Linked DNA regions of Homo sapiens: region 1 is linked to region 2. The links are chromatin loops, found by intact Hi-C in ENCODE. Cell type or tissue: A673. All regions are shown on one strand. Links, peaks and the distances in the headings refer to the core of each region. The heading gives the core; the rest is flanking DNA. Region 1 has its middle 13 kb from the start of OR5AK2. Region 2 overlaps LOC107984364 (a long non-coding RNA gene).

Region 1 (8,377 bases), core at 50-8,049, 250 kb after region 2:
GAATGGCAGCAGGATGTAGCCAGATTCCTGGGCAGAAGGGTGCACCCCATGTTCAGGCCAGGGAGGGCCAGAAGACTTGGGCTTGGCTGCGATTCCCACTGACCAGAGGGAGATCTTGTGGCGTATTTTCTGGGCCTACCCATGGCTGCTCATGGACCAATCACCATGCGCTTTCTCCCATCTGAGGCCCATAAAAGCCCCGTGCTCAGAGAGAGCTTGGCAGATGATGGGACGACTAGGTGCATAGAGCAGCTACCCTCTCTGCTGATAGCAGGAGACATCAGGATGACCACCAGGAGAGAGAAGTTACCCACTCAAGGGCCTGCTGTCTGCTGAGAGCCGGGAAGACAACAGGATAACTTGCCTGCAGAGAGAAGCTTCCCACTCCAGGGTCTCCTCTGTGCTAGGATCTGAACACTCATCAGGACACCCTGACTGCAGAAAGGTACTACCCCATGCAAGTCTGCTGTGAACTGTTCTATTGCTCAATAAAGCTCCTCTGTATCTTGCTCACCCTCCATTTCTCTGTGTACCAGATTCTTCCTGGTCACAGGACAAGAACTCAGGACCCACTGAATGGTGGAGCTAAAGAAGCTATAACACAAATGGAGCTGAAACATGCCCCTTACTTGCCATGTTGTGGGTGAAGAGAAGGAAAGAAGAGGTTCAGCCTCTTTGGGAGCACAGACTTAGGAGCTTCCTGAGCCAAGGCTGTGCCTTCCTTTATGGGGTCCTGTGGTGCCTGGCATCTCCAAGCTTCCAGGTGCCACTATGTTCCCTGGTGCCAGCCAGGAAAGCTGCCTGTAGTGTGCCTGGTCCAGACACAGCCTCACAGAGAGCCAGTTCCTGTGCCAGCACCTAGAGCTTCCTGCTTTGCTGTGGCAGCCAGCATATCTGACTGTGCAGTTGCTGGACCCTACGCTTGCTCACACACCCCTCACCACTCCATGCCTGACTTGCCCTTGGCAGGAGTGGGATCCAGGCTGGTAGTGTAAGCTGAGTGCAGCCTGCCAGACCGAGTTGGTGGAATGAGCCCAGTGGGCCCAAGCAAAACTCAGGCAAAGGTGCCACTAGCCAGAGGTTTCAGGCCAGAAAAGCAACACCCCAAGGATCCTGTAACAATATAATGAGGACCACTACCTAATCTAAGTCTTATAGAGTGGCACTATTCCACTCCATTCCACTCCACCTGGAATAATTCTGATGTACTGTTATGTTTACTATCCCCCCAAATCACTTCCCCATTCACTGTAGTGATAGATAACCATTATCTTCTGCCTCATAGAAGATTGAGCACCAATATCCTTGGCAGTACGATATTGGCAGTAGGATCAATATCCTTGGCATCAGCCTGACTTCTTTCTTAACTGTACTGTTAAGTTATCTATGCAAAGAATCATGTGTCAGGTGTTGAGGATTAATCCATGAAATGTGTAATTTTTCTGGTGAGGAATGATGGAGGCCTCACACATGCATCCACTGCCAAGATTACCCACTACTCCTCTAGGCTAAGTGACAGCTCTGCCCATGTTCTTCTTGGTGTCTATACTTCCTGTATTGCATTAGACCCTTCTGCCCCTATGTCTTCTGTGGCACATACATACACGCATACACATCCACAAACTTGACCTCAAAATTCAAAAAGAAACATTAGTAATAAAAACCCAACAATCCTTGGAGGTTCCTGATAGCTTGCTCAAGCTACCAAGCTGGTTTCACATATTTTATTCCATAAACTGTGTATTGAAAAACTTATAACGTTAAGACATTGAGGAGCTGAGGGAATTAACCTGCTCACATTTATCCTGTTGCTCTTTTATTCTACCTTTCTGCATATAAAATGACAGACATGTACTTTCTGTGTGTTTATTTACAATAACACTGTTCAATGTTGTTATAGGCAGTTGCTTCACCCAGTAAGCTTGGGCAAAGCTCTTGTTGCTGCCTCACTTTTCAACCCAGAGACAGCTGTGCTGGACTGCAGCTGACTTCTCTCAATCCCTGTGAGAATGCTCTGTCTAGATTTCTGGTCTTTCCTTTCCACTTTCCTTTGTCCATTTATTTCTTCCACAGATGTTTATTCAGATACTACAATGTGCTGAGAATATGGTGGATGTTGGGAATCCAACGTTGAGCAAGTATTTTCCTCACCTTTATGTTCCATATTAGTGAGGACATTCATCTTTCCTGGTGGCAGGATGAGTCACACCATTATTCAGAGCCAATAAAGAAACTAATTAACCATCCATAACATCTAGATAACACTAGATAACTTCTAGAAAAATGTTACAACATTTTCTTTGTGATTTGGCATCTCCCTAACTATCTTTACAGAGAGAGTGTTTTCATTTAATTCCTTTCTGCTTGAATGGTGGTCAGAAACTTTAAAACTAATATAGTGTCAGTATCTCTTGGGAAGCAATTTTTAGCCTTAGGAGATATATCTATTATATTTTCCAATCTTAAAGAGCTTATCTATTTAAAAAAAGCAGCATTGGTTTATAATGTGAATATGTTTCCTATTTTATTTTACTTTTTAATAATTTCAATTTTTATTCTAGATTCGAGGTTTCATGCACAGGTTTGTTATATGGGTATGTTGCAAGATGTTGAGGTTTGGGATGTGAATGATTCCTTAACCCAGGTAGTGAGTATAGTGATATGGACAGGAGACAGAGAGATACTGGGTAGAAGAGGGCAGTGCACTGGCAAAGGCCCCACCTTTAAGGCTGGAGACCCGCCAGAAATAAGTGAAAAGAGGGATTTCTGTTTTTGTACTCCAAAAGTGGCCTTTTGGCCTGCTATGCCCCCCTATCCTATACCCATATAAGTTCTGAACCCCAGACTCCAGAGGCAGACAAAGAAATGAGGAGACGACAGAAGACAAATGGAAGAAAGGCACAGCAGAGAGAGAGAGAAGAGAAAGAACATCTGAATGCCGAGAGGAATTCGCCTGGGGGCAGTTGGGGGGAGTTTGGCTGCTGGATGGCCAAAACTCCAGGGGAAGATCATCTTCCCACTCCATCGCCTTTCCGGCTCCCCATCCATCTTGCTGAGAATCACCTCCACTACTCAGTAAAGCCCTGCATTCATTTTTCAAGCTTGTGTGTGACCCAATTCTTCTGGGATGCTGGGCAAGAGCTTGGGATACAGAAAGCTGCCACACTGGCCCTCTGCCCTTGCAAAAAGGCAAACGGTCCATTGAACTGGTTAACACTTAAGCCATCTGCAGATGGCAAGGCTAAAAGAGCATTTTTACACTGCGGCAGCAGGCACCCACCCCTAGACACTCCTGTGGGGCCGGAGCTCAAAGCACTCACCCCAGCTCCTGCACCTGACCATCTGCGTGCTCCCCGTCTCCCTCCTATCAGGGGTTTGACCAGTGGTGGTGACCAAACCTGTGAGCCACACCCTTATTGCATATCCTGCAAAGGGAATCAGGGAACTCTCCCATTTCATTTGGGGCCCCATCTGGGATACAAAGAAGGGTGAGTTAAAATGAGGATCTGTGTCTTTTCCAAGACCCTGCCACCTCTCTCTTTCCTACAGACAAAAAGAACATTGACTATATTTCTCTTCAGAGAAGTCTATCCACCACAGAACTGGAGTAAAGCTCTAGGGCAACCGAAGGGCTTTTTTTTTTTTTTTTTTTTTTTTTTCTGGAAGGCCCCAAGACTCAACTCCGTTGGCCAAGACTCCCAGACTTTGCCTGGTGTCTTTACTTCTCTCAAGGTTTGAAATGCCTCTTATCTCTTCCCTGATAATGTTAAGGGTTTTGCTACAAACCGCGACAATGATACTAAATATAATGAGCATTTGGCGCAGCCATCAAAGGTGAAATTCAGAACAATGTGGTTTCTGTTTATTCTTAGAGGTACCATCCCCATCCTGAACCTGACAGTCACAGACGCGCAGCGCATGACACCTCTTCTCCTCGCCCACTCCCTTCCTGGCTTGGGTGCCTGGGCATGTCGACAGCATGCATAAGCCATGCCCAATGGCCACGAGGGGTGGGAGAAAATCACAACTGCTGCCGGGGCCTCATGTGGCTAGCTGTCCAGCACTTCCCACCTGCCATGCCGATGGAACTTTTCCTCCCCTGACCAAGAAGGTCACCCTGGTCTGAACCAGGTGAAGGATACAATGATAAAGGAACCTGTTTGCACTGAGCAAGGTGTTTTTCCCCCAGGACCTCTCACTTTTGCCTCTTAAACTATTTTTTTCTTTTCTAAATGAGAGGGCTCCTATCCACAGCACGCTGCTTATGATAGGAAAAATAATAGAGGAGCGACCCCTGCTGGCTGATAACTGCAAATTCAACAGGGCTAATTTGAGACCATCTAGACAGATACAGACAGCCCCTGAAATACCTTTTTTTTTTCTTTTTTTGTCTCAAATTCGATTCCAAGCTTCAGGCTGAATCCTTAGAAAGGAAAACCAGATCTGAGGGAGTCAAAGCCAGGCAACAGGCACAATGTGAATGGGCAGGACCAATTCCTGCTGACTAAACCCCCACCACATGGAAGGAGGCCATGCTCCATAACATAAATGAGCCCAGGGATCTCAAAGGTTGCCAGCAGTAGGGAGGATGGAGGCATAGGTGAGGGCAAATAATTCCTATTCTCTAGGCCTTCCCTGCATCATGGGTACATGTCGCATTGGCACCCATGGGTGGGAGCTGCCAAGGTCTCCAGGACTCAGGGACAAAAGATGGAAGAGAAAAAGGGGACACTTGTTTTCTCTCTCTTCACACTCTGAGTTTTCACTGAAAGAAGGAAGGGAAATGAGAGTCACCTCTATTTCCTTGTCTTTCTGAATGGGCAACCAGCTCTTTTCATCACCCTTTGCTTATATTCCTTTGGAGTCTATCCTGAACCACTGGGACTGCTATGACCCTTAGAATCTGGAAGAAAAATGCCTCATAGCCCTCTGCACAGAGGTTTGGTGAAATTATGAAGGACTGGATCTGCCTTAGGAAGGAACAATTTATTTCAATACCATCCTGCAGTGTTATCTTTTCTGTAGATGTGCAGACAGATGATCTGAGGCCCCATATTTGCAGGCTTTCTGTAACTTGCAGAACAACCCAGGCCTTCGCTGACAGTGTAGGATTAATCCAGCCCTCATGTTAACCATCTCAGGAAAGGCTGCAAGGGGCAAGCCAAGGAAACTAAAAATACAAATTCCAGAGACACCCCTAGCAGAGGAGCCAGCTCCTTCCAGCCCTGTTCCTCCAGGTCGGCCCTGACCTCCCTATCCAACTTCAGCCTTACACTTGCCCCCGCTTAGAAATCCTCACCATAGACAAGTCCTAGTCTCACTCTTGCCCCTCCAACAGATGCCTGGTTAATTTTGCCTCAGTCAGGTCCAAGTCTCCTTCTCCTTTTAAGAGTTAAGGCAAATTAAGGGGGATCTCGACAAGTTTTCAGATGGCCCTGATCAATATATAGAGGCTTTCCAGAATTTCACTGAATAATTTGAACTCTCCTGGAGAGATGTTATGTTACTTTTGAATTAGACCCTGATAAAGACTGGGAAGCAGGCCACTCTACAAGCAGCAGAGAGATTTGGGGATGAACTTTTTATCACATATAGCATCAGGGAAGGGGGTGAAATCCTCTAACTGGAAGAGAAGCAGTACCAATGGATGACCTAAATGAGATCCCAATGACAAGACGGGAGGCTGGAAGAGGAGACACTTTCAGGTGTGCATAATGGAGGGATTACATAGGACTAAGACTAAGCCTCTCAATTATACTAAGTTATCCATGATTGACCAGGGATTTGATGAAAATCCCACTGTCTTCCTGAGAAAGCTAAGAGAGGCCTTGATAAAGCACACCTCTCTATCTTCTGATTCAGTCAAATGGAAAACTAACCCTAAAGCATAAATTTATTACTCATGTAGCCCCTAATATCAGGAGGAAGCTGCAAAAACAGGCCCTGGGACCAGATAATACTTTACAGAACCTCCTGCAAGTAGCCATGTCAGTCTTATACAATAGAGATAGGGGTGCCCAGGAGAGAGAGAGAGAGGAAATACAGAAAAGAGACAGAGGCTTTAATGGATGCCAGGCAAGCCCACAAACCCAGAATTCCCAGGGTGCACTTGTTAACTGCTACAGATGGGCCAAGCCAGGGCGTTTGAAGAAGGATTGCCCAGGCAGCATAAGGAAGCCACTTTGACCTGTCCAATCTGTCGTGGGGAAACCTGGAGGGTAGATTGTCATTGGGGACACCAGCAGTAGGATTGACAGGTCCTGGGGCTCTTCTTCTTGAGTCTGGTGTTCCAGACCATTATTATCATCCGAGAGCCCCAGATAATTCTGGAAATTGAAGGGGAAAAAAGTAGACCATCTTTAGGACACTGGGGCTAGTCTCTCAGTTCTCCTCCCCATTATGGACCCTCTCTCCTCTCTTAGTAAGACCATGAGGAACATATCAGGAAAGGCCTTTAACCTGATCTTTTTCCCAACCACTTAGTTGTAGCTGGGGAGACCTTTGGTTCACCCATGCTTTTCTAATTATGCTGGAAAGCCCAAATCCTCTGTTGGGTGGGGATATTCTGGTTCATATGGGGACCCCATCCTGATGGCCCCTGTGCAAACTTTTTGTCTGCCCCTAGTGGAGACCATTTTAAACCAAAAGTTTGGGCAACTCGAGGGAAAATTGGCAGAGCCACAACCACCATACTGGTCCAGGTCCATCTTAAGGATCTTACCTCCTTTCCTAACCAGAAACAATATCCCCTGAAACCAGAAGTCAGGAAAGGACTAGAAGCCATCATTGATAACTTGAAGAGGCAAGCCCTCCTCAAACCCTGAAATGGCCCTTGCAATACCCCAATATTGGGGGGTACAAAAACCCAAAGGGGAATGGGGACTAGTTCAGGACCTCCATATCATTAATGAGGCTGTGGTTCCAATACACCCAGTGGTTCCCAATTTGTATACCCTGCTAGCTCAAACATCTGAGGGAACTAAATGGTTCACAGTGCTGGACCTAAGGGATGCCTTCTTCTGCATACCATTACCCTCTGACTCTCAGTATTTGTTTGCATTTGAGGATCCCTCTAACCAAACCACCCTGGACGGTGTTACCTCAGAACTTCTGAGACAGCCCCCACCTGTTTGGGCAGGGATTATTGAGAGACCTCAATAATCCTCTGTCCTTTATCCTTAGTTTAAAGTTTTACAATATGTCAATGGCCTTCTTCTCTGTGCTCCAACTGAGGAAATCTCTCAGGAGGGCAGTAAGGCTTTTCTTAATTTTCTGGCTAACTGAGGATATAAGGTTTCAAAATCTAAAGCTCGTCTCTGTCACGCTTCAGTGAAGTATCTAAGCCTGGTGTTCTCAGAGGGCACAAGAGTGTTGGGTGAAGAGAAAATTAAACCCATTTTCCATTTTCCCTTCCCGCAACCCTCAAGCAACTGAGGGGATTCTTAGGCATTGCAGGATTCTGCAGACCTGGATACCTGGGTATGGTGAAATAGCTTGTCCCTTATAACACCTAAGAAAGGAGACTCAGGCAGTTAAACCTCACTGTCTAATATGGGAATCAGAGGCTAGAAAGGCCTTTGACTGAGTAAAACAAGTCTTGCTTAAGGCACGAGCCCTTAGTCTCCCCATAGGAAAAATGATTAATCTTTGTGTCGGAGAGAAAGGAAATGACAGTGGGAGTTCTAACACAGGCCTTTGGTCAGCCCAGAAGCCTGTAGGCTACCTGAGTAAGGAGTTTGATTTGGTAGCCAAAGGATGGCCAGCCTGTCTCTGGGCAATCACAGCAGTGGCCTTGCTGGTACCAGAGGCTACTAAGTTAACCATGGAGAATAATTTAACTGTCTATACCTCACATAATGTGGCAGGACTACTATCTTTTAAGGGGAGTCTCTGGCTATCAGACAACTGCCTCCTTGGGTATCAAGCTCTGTTATTAGAAGGATCTGCAGTCCAATTAAAAACCTGTCGCTCCCTAAATCCAGCCACCTTCCTCCCAGAGGAAGCTGAGGAACCTGAACATGACTGTGAACAAATAGCACAAACCTATGCAGCCAGAGAGAACCTCAAGGAAACCCCCTTAGAGATCTCAGACTGGATTCTCTTTACAGATAGGAGTTCTTTTGTAGAATAAGAAACCCATAAAGTAGGGTATGCAATAGTTACCCTGAGTGATTTTGTTGAGAGTGCACATCTCTTCTCTGGCAAAAGTGCAGAACTGGCTGAAAAAATTGTTCTCATGAGGGTGCTTGAATTAAGCAAAGGAAAAACAGTTAACATTTATACAGATTCTAGGTATGCTTTCCTTGTCCTCCATGCCCATACCACTATCTGGAAAGAGACGAACTTCCTTACAGCTAATGGGTCTCCCATTAAATAC
Region 2 (8,377 bases), core at 51-8,050:
AGAGCTGGTTGCTAAAAAGAGCCTGGTATCCCACCCCTTTCTCTTTTGCTTCCTCTGTTGCCAAGTGATCTCTGCACAAGCTGGCTCCCCTTCACCTTCTGCCATGAGTGGAAGAAGCCTGAGACCCTCACCAGATGCAGAGGCCAAATCTTAAACATTCCAGCCATTAAATGATGAGTCAAATAACCCCTTTTTCTTTATAAAGTATTCAGCCTCAGGCATTCCTTTATAGCAGCACAAAATTGATAAAGACATTTGGCACTCACCTGGATTGCCCTGATGTATAAAGTTTCTAGGCTCATTCTCTTCTACCAGCTACTAAACGACAGGGTCCTCCGGGCTCTTGCATGGGCTCTGTCTTAGTTATTAATTGCCGAGAAGCACATCCTCCTCAAACTTAGTAGCTTAGAACAACAGGCACTTTTTATCTTGCAGTTTCTCTGGGTCAGGAGCCTGGCTGTGGCTTAGCTAGATGTTTCCGACTTAGAGTCTCATACAGCTGCAGTCAAGGTGTTGCAAGGTGTTAGCTGGGGCTCAGTCATCTGAAAGCTTGAGAGGGATTGTAGAATCTGCTTCCAAGCTCTTTCACAGGTAGTTGGCAGAATTCCTTTCTTTACAAGATGTTGGACTAAGGGCCTCAATCCCTCACTGGCTGTTGGGTGGAAGCCTTCCTCAGGCCCTTGCTACATAGATCTGTCCCCAGGGCAGCTAACAATATGAAGTTGACTTCTCTCAAAAAAAGTGACTGAGAGGGGGCATTCAAGATGGAAGCCAGTGTTTTTGTCATCTAGTCTTGGATGTGACATCCCATTACTTTTGCCATATTATATATTTTTGAAATGAGTTGCTAGGTTCAGCCCACATTCCAGTGGAGAGGATTGCAAATGGACAAAAATACCAGGAGGTGCAGATAATTGGGGTCACCTTAGAAGCTGCCTACCACAGGCATCCTTCTCTTCTCACTCTCTTCCTTCTCCTTAGACCATCTCACACACACAGAGACTTTAATTACCAACCACACGTGAAAGGGAGACTATTCACAAACTTGTATTTTCAGTCCAGACCTCTCCTCTGATATCTGGACTTGTGCCTAACTGATCAATTGATATTTCACTTACATTTCTCAAAACCTTCTCAAATGCAACATGCCCCAAACTGCATTCAAGCCTGGTCTTGTTCCACTGTTCCCTAAGTGTGAGTTATGGTACAAGTTAAGATATGAGGCAGAGAGACAGGGCTTTAAAAATAGTCATTTTTCTTTCTATTAATAAGCCAGAGGTAGACAGGTGGCTCAGCTCTCCTGCACACAGTGTCTTGTTGCTCTGTTGCCCTGCTTCCCTTTGGATGTTGTCTTCATCTGCATGGTCAAAGCTGGCTTGCTATCCCACATCCATGTTCCACCATATAAGAAAGGAGAAACAAAGGATATAAAGAGTAAGCAATTTCCTTTTTTAAAGAATGTGACCCAGAAGAAGCACACATTACTTTGTTCATATCACTTTGATAAGGCTTCAGGTAGTTGTAAGGGGAGGTGGAACATCTAGTCTATAGCTGGGTAGTGTGTTCCCAGCTAAAACTTGGATATTATGTTACTACCTTAGTCTAGTGTCCTAGTTTGTTTTGTGTTGTTATAACAGAATGGCATGGACTGGGTATTTTACATGAATAGAAATTTATTGGCTCATGGCTATGGAGACTGGGAAGTCCAGTGGCAAAGTGGTAGCAACTGGCCAGGGACATCTTACTGTGTCATCCCATGGCAGAAGGTGGAAGGGCAAGAGAACACAAGAGAGCAAGAGAAACGAAGGGGGCTGAACTTACTCTTTTATTGGAAACCCACTGCCATGATGACTAACCCACTTTGAGGTCATGGAATTAATCCATTTATTAGCATTGGTCTATCCAACGGTATTAATCCATCCATTAATCAATTCATGAGCCCTAATGACCTAATCACTTCTTAAAGTTCCCACTTCTCAACACTGTAGCATCGGGCATTAAGTTTCCAACACATAAATTTTGCGGGACACATTTAAACCATACCACTGTGTTTCCTGGAAAGCGAGTCTGGAGCTGAAAGTTTACAAATCGGAGTAACTAACAAGGAGAGTGAAGAAGAAAAGAGAGACAACTAATATGAGGGTACATGTTAATTGACCAATCTATAGAAACAAGACACCAAGAAGTTGTATCAACTGTTCCTGAGGACCAGACCTCTGGGAGAGAATGCAGGAAGAATATCTCCAGTAGCTCTTCTCATTGGTCAAAACATTTTTCAGTGGAGTGCCGACTCTTTTGCTTTTCTGAGTTTCCATGCAAAACATGGGCACCGTGCCAAGTCCAGTGAAATCAGCAAAAGCCCATGTGGGAGGTGAGAAAGGCATAGCAGGGACCAGAGGGGAGGGAGCTATCAGACTGTGCCTGCTTTGGGTTCATCAGAACCCTCCCAGAGCTGATAAAAAAGGTAAGTGAGCCTGAGAAGATCGGAAGTTGGCATGTAAGAAGACTCCGGTGCAATCACTAAAGGAAAAAGGAGAAAGTAGATACTGGGGCTTGCTCACCAGTTCAGCCACACCATGTTCACTTAGTTCCAGCAAGTGAGAAACCTGAGACGTCCCAAAAGCTCCCTTTTCCTTACACCCATACCCAATCCAACATATTGCTCAAGTGTACTTACTTCTCTCCATTTTATCTACCACACTCTTAATCCAGGCTCCTATCATCTCTCCTGGGGATTAATGTCTCCTTATTGGACTCTTGTCCTCTTGCTCTTTCTCTTGCTCTCTTGTGTTCTCTTGCCCTTCCACCTTCTGCTATGGGATGACACAGCAAGGAGTCCCTGGCCAGATGCTACCACTTTGACACTGGACTTCCCAGTCTCCAGAACCATGAACCAATACATTTCTATTGATATAAAATACCCAGTCCATGCCATTCTGTTATAGCAACACAAAACAAACTAGGACAGTAGGCTAAGGTGCTTGTCCTCTTGCCAATCCACTTTCGGCATACAGCCAGTGTGGCTTTTCTGTAACACCAACTGGATCATGTCACCATGCCCTGCCAATTAAAACCCTTCGACAGCTTTCCATTGCTTGGAGGATAAATGCAAAACTCCTCAAGGTGTCCCACAAAGCCCAGTGTGGTCTGGCTCCTTGTCTTCTCTTACAACACAGTCCTCATTGTCCTCTGTTCCAGCCTCTCCCACCTTCTTTCAGCCTCTGCTGTCTCAAGCTCCCAGCTTCTGCAGGAAGTACACGATCTGCCCAGTGCTTGCTGTAATTGTTCGTCATGGTTTTCACCTCTCTGCTTCTTATCCTGTAGCTCTCAGTACTGTTACCATTTTCTTAGGAAAGTCTTTCCAAATTTTCCTGACTAGGTCAAACTCCTATTATATATGTATCCACTCTTGGATTCCCCAACAGGCTGGCTAAACATCTCTTTCAGGCATTAGAGAAACAGGGTCACTCCCAATTTTTCATAACATGCTATTTGATTCCTTTTAGCATAAAATACTTTCAAAGATGTCATTATGGGAAAAATAAGGCTTTTGGGGATTTCTTTACACCTATCTTTAAATTGTTTGTTTTCATTTAAAATAGATTATGGAGGGGGCCATGATATTTTCAGTCCTTTGAAGTCTCTAAAAGTCAGACTCTAAAAATCCTGTCTGTGGACATAGCTTTCCTTGTAATACTTTGCACAGTTACAGCTTTACTTTTTTACATCATTCTTTAGTAGATGCCTCTGTCCCTGACAAGGCTCTATCTTTCGAGGGCAGAATCCTGGGTGGGGTTTTGATTTACCATTGAGCTTAGCATAGGGCCCCCTACAGAGGAAGGACTTAGTGGACATTTTTTGAGTGAGTCACAAAGCCCTGAAGCCCCAGCTCTGGCTCAGTCACTAATTAGCTGTGTCCCCCGCAACCTGTCTGTGCTGAAGTTCCCCTGTCTTAACAGAGTGGCTGCTGCCTGAGAAACAGGAAAACGTATTTCCAGAAAGAGAAAGAGGGAAAGGAAAATATACACACATATTTTAAGAGATTTGTCTAATTAAATCTGTGAGTGATCTTCAGGGTCCCAGGGCTGACATTGGAATAACTGGGAGGGCTCATGGATAAAGAATATCTCCATAGACACCTTCTTATGTGGGCCAACTCAACTGTGTAGCCACCCTTTTTCCCATGCTAAAATTAATGAGTGTATCGAAAGAGATTTCAGTGCAAAGTTCATTGAGATAAAAGATTCAGATAAGAGGCTCAGCAGAGAAACAGGTGAAAGGGAACATAAGAAATGCTCAATAAATGTTTTTAGTGGTGGGTAGAGAAATGAGTGGAAGCTGGAATCGCTGTCCTGCGAGAAGCCACAAGGTGGCGCTGGGTGCTCAGCAATGAGATTCCTGCCTCCAGAGATTTGGCTCAACTTTTCTCTATCAATGTCAGCTTATTAAAAAAAAAAAAAAAAAAAAAAGCAGTCTTTTTCTAGTCCATAATTTTCCTTAATAAAACAGGGTAACATTTTCCCTTTCATATGTTGTCTTTACAGAGTGACATGCTTGAGGAAGAGTGATGAATAATACTGAGGATGATTCAACGTCTCTTGGTTTTACTTCTGCACCACCCAAACAGAAAATAATTAGACAAGAACATTTCTTTTTCTATATCAGTGTCATAACATGTATTATTACAGTGCGGTGTAACCACATGTCAGAAGAGAATGTGTAGCTCAAAACACTGAACTAGGTGGAGAGGCCGAGGCCTTAATTCTCCAAGAGACTGGGACCTGTGCTGGGTTCTAGCGCCTGTTCAGCGTCAGAATCATCAGCTGGGTAAGTTCCTTTTGCTAAGGGTTCTTCTAGCCCCTGAGCCATAAGGTTCCAGGGTAGACAATTCCAGATACCACAGGGCCCTGGAATAAGGAGAGAGGTTGGGCTTAGGTGCACCCTCTGGGGTCTCAGGCTGCTGGGTCTGCATCCCGGTGGCGGGGCTGGAAGCCAGTGCTGGGACTCCTGGTGCTCAGAGGGAGGTCAAAGCTGAGTAGCAGCTCATCTCCACCAGAGGTCAGCATCACCGAGCCATCAGAGGCACAGCAGCCAAACAGCCAGGCTCAGGAGGCAGCTCTGTGCTTGAGCTGGCTCACCCATGTCCAGTTCTTCTTTCCACCTCCCCAACCATCCTTAGGGCCCGAGCAGTCCTAAGAGTGGGAGATGCTGTAGCACTAGTGTTGTGCCTTCTTGGCAAGGGTAGATTGCCGCTGGATACCTGTGGGACCCGTGGGACTGATGGGTCATTCATCAGCAGAGCCCCGCAGCATCTGGGGCAGCTACCTCTCTCTGTGCTCACACAAAGCTGTTGACTATCCCACTGGCTTCTGTCAAAGCCTCGGGCAGGCAGGGCAGGCACGTTCCACACTTCAAGGAACTAAGATGGAAAGTATCATTAAAGAAGAAGAATAAGAAAAAAATATGACTTTACAAACTGTTTAAGATTAAGAACTGTCTACCATGGTAGCTAAGACTGTAGATCCTCAAACCAGCCCTCCTAGGTCTGAATCCCATCTCCAATACTGAGAAATGGAGGGGCTTAGACAAGTTTCTTATTGTTTCGCATCTCAGTTTCTGCATCTGTAAACTGGGAATATTATCATTCCCATTTATCACTATTGATCCTCTCTACCCATTGGGTTATTGTGGGGATTAAATGAGATGATTGTAACAGAAAATATTAACTGAGCATTCGCCCTGTGCCAGGCATGGACCTAAGTCTGGTATCTAAGCCTATTATCTCAGAATTCTGACAATGCTGTATACGGTTACTCCTATTTTATAGTTGATGAAACAGATGCTTCATATGCTAGCAGAACTAGTATTTGAAACCAGCTATTTTTGCTTCCAGGGTTTACTTTTTAAATCATGGTCCTTCACTAGAACAGTGCCTGCTGACATGGAGTAAGCACTTAATAAATAAGAGCCATTATTATTATTATTAATAATTTTGTTTTAAGTTCTGGGATACATGTGAAGAACATGCCGGTTTGTTACATAGGTATACATGTGACATGGTGGTTTGCTGCACCTATCAACCCATCATCAAGGTTTTAAGCTCTGCATACATTAGGTATTTGTCCTAATGCTCTCCCACCCCTTGCCCTCCACCCCCCACCAGGCCCCAGTGTGTGATGTTCCCCTCCCTCTGTCCATGTGTCCTCATTGTTCAACTCCCACTTATGAGTGAGAACATGCTGTGTTTGGTTTTCTTTTCCTGTGTTAGTTTGCTGAGAATGATGGTTTCCAGCTTCATTCATGTCCCTGCAAAGGACATGAACTCATTCTTTTTTATGGCTGCATAGTATTCCATGGTGTGTATGTGCCACATTTTCTTTATCCAGTCTGTCATTGATGGGCATTTGGGTTGGTTCCAAGTCTTTGCTATTGTAAATAGTTACTAGTATTATTCACTAGTATTGTTATTGCTGCTATTGTGGAGTTATTCATAGCTTGATCTTTATGTCTATGGGTCAATGAGTAATTACAAACATGCTGGTTTTACAAATTATCTTTTTATCATCATAGCTGTGAGCCTACGTGAATTTTTCTCCACTCAATCTCATCATCCTTCAGACAGGCGGAGAGAGCGGGATCCATCTATGAGATTTCTCTGCTGAGAAATCTCCTCCCTCCCTCCAATGAAGCAACAGCAGGTCATATCTGAATGCAGAAGCATGGCCTTGTGCTGGGAAAACACATCCTGGCTGTAGAGCTCTCAGGCTTCTAGAGTCAAAGCCAAGGGTTCAAATCCTCTCTGTCTTACTCAGAAGCCACATGGTCCTGAGACAGTGAAGTAACTCTGTGAACCTCAGTTTACCAATCTGTAAGATGGGGATCATAATGTAAAAGATGGCATTAAAACTTACATTGGGAAAAAGCATTTGAGTGTGCTTATACAGTGCCTGGTAATAAACTTTACCTATTAGGATGCAATACACTACCTGTTACTATGGGAGTAATAGTAAGAGATGACTACCTAAGTCTGGTATCTAAGCCTAGTATCTCGTAGTTCTGACAATGCTATATACGGTTACCCCTATTTTAAGGTTGATGAAACTGAGGCTTCGTATACTAGCAGAACCAGGATTTAAAACCAGGCATTTTTGCTTTCAGAGTTCACTTTTTAAAATCATGGTCCTTCACTAGAACAGTGCCTGCTGACATGGAGTAAGCACTTAATAAGTAAGAGCCATTACTATTATTATTATTATTTTTTGTTTGTTGGTGACAAACTACCTGTAGTTGGAAAATTGGAATTGGAGTCTTCTCCTTAATATGGGCCTTTGGTCTGAAAAACTGCACCTGTTTCCTAACGAGCCTAACCCATTCTAACCCATCCTCAAAGATGCCTCCAGAGTGAGCATCCTAAGGCTTAGATATGATCCTTCAGCTCAGCACTATCCAATAGGACTATAACAGAAGTTACATATGTGATTTTAATTTTCCTAGTAGACACATTAAAAAAGTAAACGAGGCTGGGCATGGAGGCTCACTCCTGTAATCCCAGCACTTTGGGAGGCCGATGTGGGCATATCACTTGATGTCAGGATTTTGAGACCAGCCTGGTCAATATGGCAAAACCCTGTCTCTACCAAAAATACAAAAATTTTCCAGGCATGATGGCACATACCTGTAATCTTAGCTACTCGGGAGGCTGAGGCGGGAGAATCACTTGAACCTGGGAGACGGAGGTTGCAATGAGCTGAAATCCCGCCACTGCACTCCAGCCTGGGTGACAGAGCAAGACTCTGTCTCACAAAAAAAAAAAAAAAAAAAAAAAAAAGTAAAAGAAACAAAAGAAGTAGACTTCATTTTAACAATGTACTTACTTTAATATATCCAAATGTTATCATTTTGACATGCAATCAATAGAAAAAAATTACTAATGAGATATATTACGTTCTTTTTTCATACTAAGTCTTTGAAACCCAGTGTGTGTTCTACACCTGCAGTGTCCCACCATCTGCCTGGCCACATTTCCAGCCCTCCATAGCCACACATGGCAAGTGGCTCGCCCACTGCACAGTGCAGTGTTAGCTCTTCAGCAGCAAAATGGCATTTGCTAATTTTCTTAGCCTTATGTCACTTTAGTCCTAGGACATTTTAAATTCTTTCTTTCTTTTCTTTTCTTCTTCTTTTTTTTTTGAGATGGAGTCTCACTTTGTTGCACAGGCTGGTTGAAGTGGTGCGATCTCGGCTCACTGCAACCTCTGCCTCCCAGGTTTAAGCAATTCTCTGCCTCAGCCTCCAAAGTAGCTGGGATTACAGGCGCCCGCCACCACACCCATCTAATTTTTGTATTTTTAGTAGAGGTGGGGTTTCACCATCTTGG

The links. Peaks named below come from ENCODE experiments on the same cell type or tissue, not always from the same donor. Only the 100,000 strongest peaks of a DNase experiment are listed, where the experiment ranks them.
Region 1: it touches region 2 in a loop (11-fold over the local background); 12 of 110 quality-filtered maps call a loop at or near these places.

What each region holds. Positions count from the first base shown.
Region 1 is chr11:56,997,797-57,006,173 of GRCh38, reverse strand. No RefSeq gene overlaps it. Among named protein-coding and RNA genes, the nearest start is that of OR5AK2, 13 kb to the right of the region's middle. RefSeq lists an enhancer at 1-298. In A673, for the core only: a CTCF peak has its summit at 4,289 (motif pointing left); no DNase peak of the experiment used is centred there.
Region 2 is chr11:57,245,902-57,254,278 of GRCh38, reverse strand. LOC107984364 (a long non-coding RNA gene) reads left to right here. Exons shown (of 3, transcript XR_001748067.3): 2 at 4,545-4,827; 3 at 6,571-6,925. Among named protein-coding and RNA genes, the nearest start is that of APLNR, 13 kb to the right of the region's middle. In A673, for the core only: CTCF peaks have their summits at 4,158, 4,361 (motif pointing right) and 5,045 (motif pointing right); DNase peaks (open chromatin) are centred at 4,388 and 5,048.